Regions from separate parts of the Mus musculus genome. Here region 1 is linked to region 2. A link is a contact called in ENCODE Hi-C or POLR2A ChIA-PET data. All regions are on one chromosome and are shown on one strand. The core of a region is the stretch at or near the end of the contact, and the rest is flanking DNA. Distances in the headings are between cores, read along the strand shown.

Region 1 (7,486 bases), core at 4,041-6,540, 2.8 Mb before region 2:
AGAAAGAGGACATGGTGAGGGTGACTGAGTGACCATCAAGGCATCTTCTACTAGGATACTAAGGGGCACAGCTTGACACAACTGCAAGATGGTTAGTGATCTCCAGTATCTGGCGGAACCATTTTCCTCCAGGGCTGTCTGTCATTCTCGTTGGACCTTCAGAACCTCCTTCTTGTGGCCAGCCACTGACGGAAGCCCACAAAGGACACACAAGGACCGCATAGAAGATCAACTGTAACAGCCACATGGGAGTGCCACTCACTGGGCAAGGGTCACTAACTGAAATGTGATGTAGAAAAGGGTACAGGGGCCTGCTGGGCACACTCCCTGAACCGGGGCCTTCCCAATCCCCATTCCCAATCACCATTGGTGTGTTTTATAAACCATGCTGGAGAATAGCAAGGGATGAGAATGGCCGCAATGTCATGAGCCACGACGACGACAGCCTTGAGAACTGTCCTCGTCATCCCTTCAAGGGATGTTGCATGGTTTCTCACCAACAAGGCCATTTCTACCTCCAACTCAATTTTACTTCATCTAACCCACTCCCCTCTCAACACCAGCAGATTAGAGAATGAACTACATTTACATATATTTATTTTACTTAGAAGTTTAGATCATCTCTTGCCGCCCTCATATGCCAACCTTTCCCTTGCAAGTTTCCTTCTCCTCTTATCTGATTCATGGCAATCCCATTTAACAGCTCGTCTGTCTAGAGTCTGGGGCTTAAGACTGGGGCTCTGAGCAGGTCTAACGATCAACAATTCAGCAGTAAGGCAGAGACAGGCTGGTCCAAAGAGAAGCCCTGCAACCAGGCCAGTGACTAGCTGGATGACAGACACCTTCATATCTGGGACAAATTTGTGCGCGGAGTCTAAAGACTGCACCGCAAAAGTCGATAGGAAAATGGAGCGCTCAGGGCTTGGTGTGTTTCCTGGGAGGGCCCCGAAGCTGCTACGTTCACTGGACAGACACAAAGCACAGGGAACAGGACACTGAAGCAGAGGAATAGAACCTGTGTCATGGATTAGAAGGCGTAACCCTCACCCTCAAGATTTTCTCCTCTACTGTTTTATTACTGCTGCCTAGAGCTCACCAGGGCAAGTTTTGGTAGAATGAGAAACACACTTTTCTGGCATCTTCTAAAATGTTGTTTAGCTCTATCAGTCCGTGTTCCACACTATGTGTCTTGCCGAATCATCCATTAAGCTAACAACTCATTTGAGGGCTTTCAAACCAAACGGGACACAAGTGCTTGCTAATATGGAATCCTTAAAGGGTGGGGGGGGGAGGGTACTTAAATTAAGATATCTAAAACATATGTGGGAAGTAGGCTGGGAAGAGTTATTTGGTGTCCTTAACTCAGGAAGTATTCTGACGTCGTCATCATGAAGGCTAGTTTAGGTCACTGAATCTGGAGTCTACTCTGCAGCGACCTTGTAAGGAAGGAAGGAAGCAATCCTGAAGAGAACAGCGCTGCTGCCTGTGCAGTATATAAATCATGAACTAGCTCCAATGATGGAGCAACAGCATGAACCAAACTGTGTGAGAAAGGGGAAGGAGAAGGCTCAACTCCTTGCCCCAACTTGGCTGTCACCCTTCCTGCATCTTATGCCGGTGGCACCTCTGCCAGTACTCTTCTGAAGGAAGGGTGTGAGGCACTGAGACAGAAGGCTGGAGACTGTGCAAAGCGGTTCAACTCGAGACCAAGCACTAAGCTCTACTGTCTTAGGGTCTCAGCACGGAAACTCATTACACCTTAAGATATTTCATAAATCAATGCCCCTCATGCTCACAGAGTAAGATTAGCTTCCAAAGCGAGGTTGCGATGTTAGGGATGGTAATTATGCGTTCAGCATCATGAGGGCATCCACATATTTAAGAAACACTGACCAAGTAGCCGCGAAAAGTGTGGTGGGGGTGGGGGTCCCACACCGATGCCCAGCTCAGTAACCACTGTGTGAAGTAAACACAGGCGGACAGTATGGAGGGCAGAAGACAGGTCTGCTGGGTAAGAGAGAATTCTCCCAGGACTGCACACTCGGCCTGTCCTGTAAGCAGTAAAGAGGACGTTTAGCAGCTAAGGGAATGTACCTCAGAAGGAAAGGGAGGCGTATCAGGGTGTCTGGTGCGTGTGCCCGCATCCATTGGAGATAACCTCTGGAACGGATAACTAAGGATTCTGAATGTCAGCGGAGACCTTTAGATCCTTCCTATGCAGATGGCGACGGGCCCTCTTAGTTTACTTCAGAAGGAAACTGAAATCCGCCTACATGGAAGCCCTCACGAGCCAAGGCAGCAGGGGTATAGTGTCCAAGGGGGTTTAGGCAGAAAGGAAGGGTGAGGCTTGCGGGGGGGGGGTGTTCTATGAAATAGCAATTGGGATACAGATGGGAAGGTGGAGCATAAGGAATCACCCTCCTGCTTTAAGTAGTGAACAGTTAGTGGACTTCCGAGGGGCTCAGGTCAGGCTTTAGCAAGGAGTCTCTGATACTCCCGTGGATCTTCCTCACCCCCGGGATGGATCTGTAAACTCTCAGAAACAGAACCCTCGACACTCTCCCTCTCCCATACACTTAGGCTGCCGCGCACACACAGGAGCATATGGGAGGACGACACTCATACTCAAGAGTGGTGCTCCGAGGGGCACTCCCCCACTCAGAAGGACAAAATCAACAGACTAAGGAAAGTGCAGGCAGCGACAACGATCCACTGTTGAACGACAGCGTCACCCAGTGCTCATTCAGCAGCTGGACGAGACCACAGTGGAGTCCAGAAGGACAGTTACAAAATGATACCAGAGAAAGAACGAGCACTCTGAATACTTAGAAGGCGATGGGCTCGGGCAGGGGACTTTGGGCCACAGAATAGGTGAAGAAACTAAAGTCTCGTGCGCTTTGTCACCCAAATAGTGGAACCCATTATGCTAGCAACCCACGGAGAGACCCGGGCTCGCAGTCCCTCAGAGACAGAGTCAGAGTTTCTGACCCGCTAAGGAATGTGCAGCCCCTGGGGAACTGCCCACACATGTGAGCTGACTGCTACCAGACCAGTTGTTTATCATGGTTCCCCTGAAACTCTACTCATCCCTGAAGACCCTAAAAGCAAGTCACGTTCAGCTTCAGTTCATCTGCAAATGACTTCATTCAGATTTGAGATCAGATTTGAAAAACTGTGTGTGAAGATGTTTAGGGCATAGCAGATGCCAGCCGGCAGGCAGACACTTCTTGTGTTGGCTCCGATGTGCACTGGCTTCCTTCAGAAACTCTGAGGCCACCCCATACACTCAGTGCCCAGCAAAAGCTAAGCTGGTGCTGGACTTGAGGTGGGTCAGAATTAGTGTATGGCAGGGTGTGCAGAGAGCCTGACTCAAGACTCTTAGTTGAGCCCCATGTCAAAGACACCATTCCTGGTCTTGCTTGAGAAGTCTACCTGAACCAAAGTACCAAAACCTTTCATTGCAACGAAATATGTTTCTCTAAATAGGGTATTAAGAACCAAGCCATACTGTGCTAATAGTGAATTTTCATGTGAAGCAAGCAGATGTGACTCTTGCTTTCAAGACAGTCCCAATTTACCAGGGCAGGTGCCATCTGGCCCAGGAAATAGTAAGATAGATTTTGGTTAATGAGTCTTCCTAGAAATATTTTTGCTTTTTACTCGGTTTCTCTTGAGAAGTTAGTGACTTCGGTAGAGGCTGACACAGTATAGAGCAGATGTTGGTTGCTAGATGGACCACAGGTTTAAGAAACCTTCAGAATGGAAAAACAGGGGCGAGTCTATGCAACTTGAAGGTGTTTGTAATGAATTACGAGTCACTGAAGTTTTCTTGTACTTAGCCTAAGTGAGATTACGAAAAAGCCACTCAAAGCACCTAGCCTGGTGAGGAATGCAGACCTAGGGACCGAGTTTCAATGTAACTACTGGGTGTACACGCTATCTGTTTCTTCCCAAATGCCACCGCATTGCTCTGCTTATGCACACAATGACATCATGTGCTTCGGCTATTCAATACCTTGCTTGGATTATTTGTAACTTCCACTTACTGGATGACTGCTATGTGCCAGGCACCAAGATGAGTATTTCACATGAGTCAGTCAGTTCCATTTGATCTCCACAGCTCAGTGGACACAGTGATTGTTTCAATCCTACAGAAAATCGAGGCCCGTGGAAGTCAAGTCACTCATCTAAGCTGAGGACAGGAAGTCGGGGTGGGACAGGAACCAGCGCGGGCATGGTTCTCCAACCCACACATGCCTTCTTGCCTACCAACAGAATGACGACAGGAGAACGTTCCAAGGAAAACATCAGGGACAGCACCGATACAAAAAAAAACATTTCCTTTTAAAACCAATACACTAGGGATTAAACATCCCATGAGCACGATCCGGAAGACACTGCCTTAGCATCAGACAGCTCTGGGCTTTTCCACTGGCAATGGCATCAGGGGCCAATGCTTTAAATATTCAGGCGAGACAGTCACTATTTCAATGGTTATACCTTGATTTGATAAGCTATGGCATTTTACTTCCTCATCAGGGGCCCCTTGTCTGACCTTATCAGATTCAATCTGAAATGGCCTCTTTCAGGTAATTGTTTTGTTTTTTGGACACTGTCAATATGGTGAACATGGTGGGCTATCTTATGGTGGGGATAGGTTTGCCACAATGGTTACATGACAGAGGCTGTTTAAGTCACAGAATCTCTCTCTCTCTCTCTCTCTCTCTCTCTCTCTCTCTCTCTCCCCTCTGTATGCAAATTCAAGCAACAGTATCTTGTACAGCCCAGGAGCACGTAACAAATATCCAGTGCCCTTTCTGGAGCAGCACTCAGTGTGGTTTCCCCTCTGTCTGTCCTGGATTCTGGTTATAAAAAAGGTGACAACTGTTCAAGCCTTCCATGTTTATGCCAGCTAGGCTGAATTCAACTGTCTAAACTTGACCATCTCCTGTCTTTTCAAGATAAGAATAAAAGCTTAACAAGCTGTGACCCTTGGAGCCGGCTTTTACTACTTGAGCTGTTCTAATTACAAAATAAAGTTCGCCAATGGCTTTGGCAGCCACAGTGCCTTTTGCCTCTTTCTGGATTCAACCTACAGTCCCAGGAGTCACTCATATGGACCCAGAGGCCCGCTGACTCCGAGGAGTGCTGTACATATGAGCCTCTGCAGAGGAAGTGTCTCCGGGCTGCTTCCTGTTTCCTCCACGGAAGGATACAGAACCCCAAACCCACTGTCACCTGCGTTCCAGTTTCGGTTTCTGCCTCAGAGGCAACCTTCTCGGACGGACACTTTGGGTTCTAATTCTGTTGTGGTGGTCATGGTGTGGGAGTCACTTCCTGAGAGGAAGCCAGGCGGCTTTAGAAATTGCATCAGTTCTTTTAAATCTCCTGCTACACTACAGAGTCCAGGAAAGTAATTTACTCTGGGATCCTGGTAGCCAGGAAGCTAAAAGGTGTTGTGGCTTTAAGAAATCCCCGTTTATATCAGTTCAGCACAGTACTACTCTGGGACCACTTTTCCTTCCATAGGTATTGAAATGCTGGCACACACACTCACAGTATTGTTCTTAACTCTTGGCTTCATTCGCCAACAGGGCCTATTTCCTCTGGGACATGCGTTCAGAGCAACATGGAGGCTTACATTTAGTGGGTGTGCCAAAGGACTGGCTCACTTCAGGGTGGGGACTAAGCTTGAAATTTGAAGTGTGTGTATGTAGCTTAGCATTTGTCTGTGTATGCACATGTGTGTGTGTGTGCACTGTGTGCATGTGTGTCCCCAACTTATATTTTGCTGTGGTTTCTCTTACTGAACATAGAACTGCCAGACTTGCTGGCTAGCAAGCTCGAGGGTCTGTCTGTGTCTCTCCTCTTTCACTGCTAGGGTTACAGATGTATGCTGCCACAACTGGCTCTTTACATGGGTACAGGCAATATCAGTGTACACTTCCCATAATGCATTACAATTCCTCTTCCTAACCCAGAAAGGAGTAAGGCACACTTTCTGATAAAGACACTAAATATCCCTGGCCTGTACTATAATTTTTCTTTATCAACTTCAGTTGGGCAAATGAGTGTCATGTTTGGAGTGTCATGTTTGTCACACATACAATGTGAGCAGCCCACTTGAGAAACTAACGTAATTATCCCCCCCCCTTTTTTAAATGTAAAGGAAAGACTTAAAAAGAAACTTTAAGAAGCTAGAATTTAAGTAAACAACCAACAGGTCAGTAGGTGCAGGCTCTGAGCACTCTGGCTAAAGGGACAGAGCAGACTCCAAGAGCGTGAAGAGGGAGCTCAAGTGGACTTGTGTGCATGCAAGTCCTGATCAATTTCAATGAGGAAAACCAGCCAATCTTAATGATTTTCATATAAAAAAAGAGACAGACATTATCATGTAGTATGGCTGCCATAAGCCAGTGGCCATCAAAGTCCTTTCTTCAAAACCCAGTTCTATTTCAGTTCATCTATTTCTCCGGATGTGAAGTCTAACTCTATTATAAAGATCAAAAGAGACTTCCAGTTTCTTCAGCATAGTGCAATAAAATGGTTGCTTCAAATCAACAGAAGAATTATACATGTTCCCGAGTTCCACGAGCAGAAGTCTGACCAGCTGGTTGGCAGTGACTTTTGGGTGATCCCTATTGCATGCAAAGAGGACACGATTTCTCAGAGAATGTAATTCTTGTTCTATTATCTACTGTGTGTTGGTTGGGCACTTCAATGATTAAGTTCAAAGAAGTTGTTCATTTTAACTTTAAATGAAGTGTTGTTTTATAGCTATGCCTACTATTTCACAGTAAGGTGTGTGTGTGTGTGTGTGTGTGTATGTCTGAGTGCGCATGGAGATTATACAACAAAGTAATTTTGGAAATGAATAAACATATTCTAAATGGCAGGCAGAAACGATGCAAGATCAAAGTAGCTCCAAAAAGGAAGAAAAAGACATACAGCTTTCTTTAGGATGTCAGAGTATTGCATCTTGTTAGAAAAATCTAACTAGCAGGATGTCCTACTCTCTACCCTTACAGGAGATGTTTCATACTGTGAGCCATTCTCTGCCAGCATCGTCCAGGGGGCCTTACCAAGTGGCTCCTTCTGGGAAAAAGTCTCCACCCACCCCTTATCACTGGCAGGTAGAAAAATCAGGTTTGGTCTCTTGTACAGAAATAAACAGGAAAGGGCAGATGCTGCTGCGCTCTGAGACCCCAGTGCCAGCCTCCAGCCCTCAGCCTTCCTCTTTAATATGAAGCCATCCTTTGGCAAGGGGTTCAGACAGATGCTATGTCCCAGCGGTCCTCCCTGAGTCAACTGCAAACATAAGAATCTCTGTTCACAATGTTGAAAAGGATGCTAAAGGGAGAAACAAAAACTGTGCATGGAAGACGCAGACGGAGATGTTTCTAGTGTGCAGGGCAGGACCCGAGCAAACTGAAATCAAACACTGTTTATTTTTGGTGCGGTAACTTTAGACCAGTTCCAAAGTTAG
Region 2 (7,694 bases), core at 3,574-6,073:
ATACCAACATAATGTTGTATTGTATAACCATGTGTGTTGTATATAACTCTTCCACTTTAAGTTTCTCAGATGCTTATGAGAATCAGTTGAGTTGCATGCCATTACCTCAAAAATCCAAGTGAGAGGAAGTTTAATCTTAACCTGCATCAACAGAGAATTCCTCCTGTGTGGAGCATTGACGTTGCGCACAGCCTTGGGGACAGAGTAGAAAGTGAACTGAGCGGTACAGCGGCATACCAGTAGACAGAAGAACACACTGGAGCTGCCCATGCCAACATGAGGAGGACACTTCTGTTGGTAGAGGAAAACAAACTAAGTTGTCTTAGTCTTGGAGACTGAGCAAGAAGCATCTGTCAGGCAGGGAAGAAGGAAGAGGATTCCAGTCAGAGGAAACAATCTGATATGAAAGTATAGCTGTGGTTGGCAGCAGCTATCAGGTAAACCAAGAAACAAGGTAGGTACATCATCCCTTAAAAGTCTTCCAGTTTACCTCACTCTAACTTTCAAAAGCATCACTGATTTTCTTCTGTGAGTGTGTGTGCGTGTGTGTGTGTGTATGTGTGTGTGTGTTTGTGTGTGTGTGTGTGTGTGTGTGTATAAGGTGGTGCATAGGAGTGTGGAAAGCCTTCTGGGGTACCGCTTGGCAGGAATCTGACATTGGCTAAAGACAAAGAAATGGGCTTCAGACAGGAATCTGACATTGGCTGTGGCAAGGAAGTAAATTCAGACAAGAATCCAACTTTAGGCTGTAATAGGAAAGTAGGAGAAGGCAGAAATTTTAGTCTTCGAGTGGAACTAGGCCTCAGGTGTAGGAAGCCGCCCTCACATTTGCCATTATAAGATGGCACTGACAGCTGTGTTCTAAGTGGTAAACATAATCTGCACACGTGCAGGGGCAGTTTTCCCGCCATGTGTTCTACCTTTCTCGTGATGACAACTGGGCCGATGGGCTGCAGCCAATCAGGGAGTAATACGTCCTAGGCGGAGGATAATTCTCCTTAAAAGGGACGGGGTTTTGCCATTCTTTCTCTTGCTCTTGCTTTCTTGTTCTTGTTCTTTTTCTTGCTCTTGCTTTCTCTCTCTTGCTCTTGCTCTCTTGCTCTCTTGCTCTCTTGCTCTCTTGCTCTCTGGCTCCTGAAGATGTAAGCAATAAAGCTTTTGCCGCAGAAGATTCCGGTTTGTTGCGTCTTTCCTAGCTGGTCGCGAACGCGTGTAAGACTCAGGCAAGATTTTTGGGCTTGGACAAGGAAGTGGGCTCAAGTATTTCACTCATTATGACAAGCCTTTTTTAAAACTGTCATGGTAGCCGGCGTGATGATGCACGCCTTTAATTCCAGCACTCGGGAGGCAGAGGCAGGCAGATTTCTGAGTTCGAGGCCAGCCTGGTCCACAAAGTGAGTTCCAGGATAGCCAGGGCTATACAGAGAAACCCTGTCTTGAAAAATGTAGTCTCCCCTCCCCCAGCCTGAAACCTGCTTGCTCAGGGGTGGAGCTTCCTGCTCATTCGGTCTGCCACGCCCACTGCTGGAACCTGCCGCTTTGCTGTTCGGAGCCACACACGTGCTCACCTTTCTACTGGATCCAAGATTATTCGTGGGGGGGGGGGGGGAATCGGGTCCCCTCCCCCTTCCTTCATAACTAGTGTCGCAACAATAAAATTTGAGCTTTGATCAGAATGAATTTGTCTTAGCTCCGTTTCTTCTTTCGCCCCGTCTAGATTCCTCTCTTACAGCTCGAGTAGCCATATCAGTCTAACTGTTCATGTTGCGAGCTGCTGGCGGCCGCAACAGAAAAACCAAAACCAAAACAAACAAACAAAAAAATGTCATGGGAGTAATCTCAGGACTTGGCTTGCTGCTTTGTTAGTAGTTCCTTATATACTGCTTGCCCAAAATACTTGCATGTAATTAAAATTGTATAAAAAGTGGGTTGGAAAATAAAAAATTGCCTTCAGTCTCAGAATTGACTGGGGTCACGCTACAATGTTGTCTGTCTTTTTTATGTTTTAATCCTCACTCCCGCACTGGAGAACCTGTAGACTGACTGAGCGGGCTTGGTCATAGGAGCACATTCAGGAGCTTCAGAGAAAGCAGTGATGAACATAATGTACTTTGCCAGGGTCCCTGGCTGACATCATCAGCTGTCTGAACTCCACAGGAACTTCTCATTCTCTCCCTGGCTCAGTAAGACTGGTGGTCAAGACCATGAATGGCTACATTACATTATAACTGGGATTCATATGCACCAAGGTGGCCCAAAAAAAAAAAAAGGCTCAGTTCCAAAAAGTGCAACCCAAAGCAAGCCTGGACGTGGCATGAACCAGCATTTGTCTGCTTGAAGCCTTTAGTCTACTGTTCAGAAATGAAGTGTGTGCCACTGTGGGGCTCTGTGAGTCCTCATTGGGTTGGTCAAGATGCCAGATACAAAGTCTTTGGGTTTATACTGATTGACTGACTCTCTAGTCAGAAGTGGAGATTTCTGACACAGTAGATCACCTGAAGAGTCTGCAAACACAAGGAGATAAGTGGGCTTACACACCTGCAACTCACAGAGTTGTGATCCTGGAAAGAGCTGTACAAGTTCTACCACACTATTGTAAATCTTTTTTGGAGAAGCTGAGGGATGCTGAAATAATCCTCAGCTACACTGTTAGAGTAATATGTTTATAAAATTCATACTTAATAAGGTAGGATACTCATGTCTGCATAAAGGTGTTTATAAAAACCAGACCACAGATTGTTTCTGGAATCCTTTGTTGAGTTACAAAAGTTAAAAAAAATGGCAACATTTGAAACTGTGACTGACAGTACATCATGTTTCTAATGATAACCTTTGACTTTGCTTGATTTTCTTAAAAATTAAATGTCAGCGTTTAAAATAGTCTTGTGTAACAAGGCTGGGGGTCTGAGTTAGGAATAAAACCTTTTCTATTAAAAAACAACCTTTCATTGTTACTGTTTTTAGCACATTCAACATTTCCATGATAAAGAATCATTTTATTAAAATTATGTACAATATATACAGGCATAAAAAAATCAGATAATTAATTTCCCTATCTTTTCCCATTCTGCTTTTAATCCTTGTCTGAACAATCAAGTAAGTGTATGGATGCAAATACACTCAAGTTTCAGAATGCACTAATTGTTTACGAATGCTAAGGATCAGAAAGACACGGTGCTTCAGGTTGCTCATCTATATAATGCAAACAATGTTCATACAGCATTATAACCCTATACAATAATATGTTGATGCAAAATACTTTTTTTTCTTGATCCAAATATGAGTGACCATGACCCAGGTACAGACTCAGACTGCCCCACATAACATGTGCCAACACAGAACTGGTTCCACTGTCTGTATAGTTACACAATACCAACTCATAAGTCAAGGGATTATTTCTTCAGATATATTGGTGGGGACAGCAGGTGAGAAGTTTACAGTGATGTGGAGAGAACTTAGCTGTTATCTGATGACACTTGTGGCTTTGAGTAGGCAGAAGCTAATTTGGATGTTTACACATCCCAAAAGTTTTACCTGATAGCCAAAATGAGGTTAGGTCACACAGGATGGGCCAGGGTGGGCTCTTAAGGGGACTAATGACAGTCTGACAGAACCTTGGCTCTGGATTTGCAACTTTTCCCAATCAGGAAATTAGAATCAATGAATACACCTTGAAGAATATTTAACTTTAGGGGAGCTTTCTTGGAGAAGCCAGGTCGCTCATGGGTCAAGAGGATAGTCACTAGAACAGTTAGTGCATAACCTTCTCCCAACCCATGTTACACAAAATAAATAACTAAACCATGAATTACTACTGACAGAGAATGCTTATCCATTAGACATGAAAGTGGAAACTACAAAATAAAACGTAAGAATAAGTTTAAAACCAAATGACTACACAATATAACAACATGGCAATTCATAGATAAATATGATTTTCTAACTACATCATCTCTTTGAAAACGATTTCCTCCTTATTCAACAGTTCTTTCATAATAGAAAGCTACACCCAAGCATGGGTGGCCAAAAGTAATGACAACACTGAGCATGGTAGCAGATGCCTTTAATCTCAGCACTGGGAAGGCAAAGGTAGGTGGAGCTCTGTGAGTTCACAGCCAGCCTGGTCTGCATAGTGAGTTCCAGGCCATCCATGGCTCTATAAAACCCTGTATTAAAAAAAAAAAAAAAAAAGTCAACGGAGACAAAAAGTTGATCCATTGTCTAAACTGCATGTAATCAAATATACCCTATTGTATTCGATATGGAGTTATGCCCTTTCCCGTTAAAACAAAATGCGTGGTGTCTGGGGCAGACTCAAGAGGACAGGGACAAAAAAAAAAAAAAAAACTTTCCCTGGAGAAACTTTCTGAAGCATCCATACTGAGGAAAGCCACTTCTCTAACCGTGGACTCCAGAGGCTACACTGAAGAAAAATCAAATGGCATTTTCCTGGCTTTCATTGTTTTTGACCCGTCTAACCCCGCCCTGGGCTGTGGCTGGGAACGCACAAATTTGCCCTTCTGTGGTGACTCGCAGGTGAAAGGAGGACACGCATCTTCAATACCACAGCTGTCACTCTACAATCCCAGGCTGGATCCTGCTTCTGCTCCTCCCGCGCCTGCCTCGCCCCAAGCTGTGCACATGCGCATTCCAAGAGCTCCGCGCCCCCTGGCTGAGTCTCTGAGTCTCCCAGCCTCGGTGCCACGCCACCTGCCTTCCTGCCCTTCTTAGGGCAGCTAGCTTCACTACCCCATACTGGGCACGCGCACACCCGGCCATTTTTTTTTCCTCGGCCGGTGAGGTGGGGGCAGTGGGCGGAACCAAACTGCTTGCGCACGCTCGGGGCATGCGCAATACGGGGACTGAGGCGCCAGCTGTCGACTTGGAAGTTCCGGGGAAGGAGCGCATGCGCTAGGGTACGCGTTGCCGGCGAGAGGGCAGCCTGACGACTCGGAAATTTGAATACCACAGTAGCATGGAGTGTGACCTCATGGAGACTGACATCTTGGAGTCGTTGGAAGATCTAGGGTAAGACGGCGGGGGCATGAGTTTCTGAAAGTCCACTCTGCTAGAGCCCCGGCAACTCCTCGGGCGCCCGGTCGGAGCCACCTGCCTTGCCACTCCGCACCCGACTCCCGCCGGAGCTTCCCGCTGCTGGCCCAGGGACCCCCGGTGCCACGTCCACACCTACCCTGCCCACTGGGCTCCGACGGCCCTCGTCCTCCCCGGTGCTCCCCTACAGCCCAGCTACCCGCAGCGTGTCTCAGTCATGCGTGTCATTGTCTGGGCTCCGGTTCTCACCACCCCCCCACTCCCCAAGCTTTCTCTTCTTGCCTCCCGTCCTCCCACCCTACCCCCACTTTATGGTTTGCCAAAGTTGTATCTGCTTTCCTACTTGGCCCCAAGATTCCCTACTTCTTTCTTGAGCTTCTACCCCCCACCCTACTTCTCTGTCTCTCTCTCTCTCAAAAAAAAAAAAAAATCATCTTTGCTCAGTCATCTCTGCATGCACCTAGGCTTCCCAAAGCGCACGTCTGGGCGATGCAGCCGGCTGCTCTCAAGCCCGCTCAGCTGTGCACCTAACCTTTCAACCACCTGCTTTGGAAATGACAGTCAGTGACTTCAGACCTCCAGCACAGCCTCGCTGAACTCCAGCATTCCAGGGTCATCCTCACCCACCAAGAATCAGCATATTTGCATCTTGACTCTCAGTCATAGTCTTCAGTGTTTAGGAATTTGGAAATAAGGCTTATTTATCTTGTTTGGTCACCCAGATCAAGGTGCTTAAACTTGAGAACCTAGAGGCTCTTAGGCAAAAAAAAAAAAAAAAAAAAAAAAAAAAAAAAAAAAAAAAAGCCCTGCATGATTAAGTATTTGCCTGCGAATAACTATTTCAGGATAAAATCAGCGTAGAAGAAATGACGCACCGAGGTCCTCCTGCCTCTGGCACCTGAGAGCTATGATTAAAGGAGTGAGCCCCCATGCCCTGCCGATTGTTGTATTTTTAACTATAATCCTTAATCAAAGCTTAACTTTAGGCTTTTCCATGCCATGGAAATTCTTAAGGGACACCTTTCTTTAGGGAAGGACACCTTTGAGGTAGCCAAAGCGCAACCCATGTGACTAGCTTGGTGTCCTAGTAGGTACTGACCATAAAGGAAGCTTACTAACCATCGCTGTGAACATCAGCCGCTGTGGTCATTTCTTTGAATCACATTTTGTGCATAGCCCAGACTTGGCCAACTTAGTTCTTGCAATGGGCCACACGTAAGCCTTATTCTGTGGAACGGGTGCTTTTCAACGGGTGTCTAAAGATGATTCGCTTACTCAGTAAACATTTTTTTTGTGTGTGTGTGTGTGTGTGTGTTTTGTTTTTCGAGACAAGGTTTCTCTGTATAGTCCTGGCTGTCCTGGAACTCACTCTGTAGACCAGGCTGGCCTCGAACTCAGAAATCCGCCTGCCTCTGCCTCCCGAGTGCTGGGATTAAAGGTGTGCGCCACCACACCCGGCCAGTAAACATTTTTTAAGGGACACTTGCTCTGTGCCAGTGTGGGGTTTTCCTCAGGGTATAAGTTCACGTGGAAGCTCTGAGAAGCATACAATGAAAAGCCCCGAGGAGGGTCTCTTCCCTTGAAAAGGTAGTGTTGCAGGAGTAGAACCAGAAGAGTTCTGGGATATTCCGTGCAGGTGAAGATCAGCTGACTGGCTGCAGTGGAAGAGCTTGCTTCCATTACTGTTCCTTTATCCTAATGATGTTTTCTTGTCTGGCTTACTACAACTAATTATCCCTGCAACAATTGCCCTCAAGTAAATAGTTAGGTTGCATTGTAATATAAACCCTAGAGTTTTTAATGAAAGTTTATAATTAATTTTAACTTAGTGTGGTTACATTTAAATATTATTAAAAGTCACCATTAGTTGATTGCTGTGTATTTTTAAACAATTTGCTCAAAAATTACAGTTGAATACTATCTTTTTTTTCAAGACAGGTTTCTCTGTGTAGCCCTGGCTGTGCTGGAACTCACTCTGTAGACCAGGCTGGCCTCTATCTCTGAGATCCATCAGCATCTATCTGCCTCTAGAACAGTAAATGCTATCTTTTATCTCTAACCTAGCACAAGAAGGAAGGTAGCAGCTGCTGGCTGTTGAATGAATGTGGAACACAAGGAGGACTTTCTAAGCCTGGGCCTTTATTCAGATGTCTCTACTATCTACTATGTTGGGGGTTTTGTTTTTATGTGTATATGTGTGTGTGTGTGTGTGTATGTGTGTGTGTGTGTGTGTCAGTATATACCATGTGTATACCGGATATGTGAGGAGGCCAGAAGGAGGATCCAGATCCACTAGAACTAGAGTTATATGAAGTTGTGAGCTGACCAGTGTGGGTGCTGGGAACGGAACCCAGGCCCTCTGTAAGAGCAGCATGTGTTCTTGCTTGCTCAGCCATCTCTCCAGTTCCTCCCCTCTGGCCATCCCTTTTTTATCTAGTTCCAGGATGACAGTATAATTTTGTGTGAGTGTGGAAGATTTCTTTGTCATCCACTTCATATGTAAACATATAGGCATATTTAAAAGAATCTGAAAGTACCCAGGCCTCTGAATACCATGTTAAGTATATTTAATGTATGTCCTTGATGATAATATTTTTATTTAACATTTCACTTAAAAGAATATAATCTTAACTGGCTGCTTT

What was found. Hi-C counts contacts between places; a loop is a spot of excess contacts on that map. ChIA-PET counts read pairs that join two places held with the same protein, here RNA polymerase II (POLR2A).
Region 1: a map of T-helper 2 cell shows a loop between it and region 2 (5-fold over the local background). The contact joins the enhancer-like site here to the promoter of Fam98a in region 2. A Hi-C loop is called at or near these places in 1 of 37 maps with a recorded cell type or tissue (T-helper 2 cell). POLR2A ChIA-PET finds 5 or more read pairs at or near these places in 1 of 5 experiments (Patski).

What each region holds. Positions count from the first base shown.
Region 1 is chr17:78,360,300-78,367,785 of GRCm38, reverse strand. The region is part of intron 13 of Crim1 (cysteine rich transmembrane BMP regulator 1 (chordin like)); the gene reads right to left. Among named protein-coding and RNA genes, the nearest start is that of Gm52306, 29 kb to the right of the region's middle. Within about 2 kb of position 5,290, at least 1 of the 3 ENCODE cell types and tissues checked has a DNase peak (open chromatin) inside an H3K27ac peak, as active enhancers do.
Region 2 is chr17:75,549,075-75,556,768 of GRCm38, reverse strand. It overlaps Fam98a (family with sequence similarity 98, member A), which reads left to right and starts at 4,823. Exons shown (of 8, transcript NM_133747.2): 1 at 4,823-5,028. The coding sequence starts at 4,976.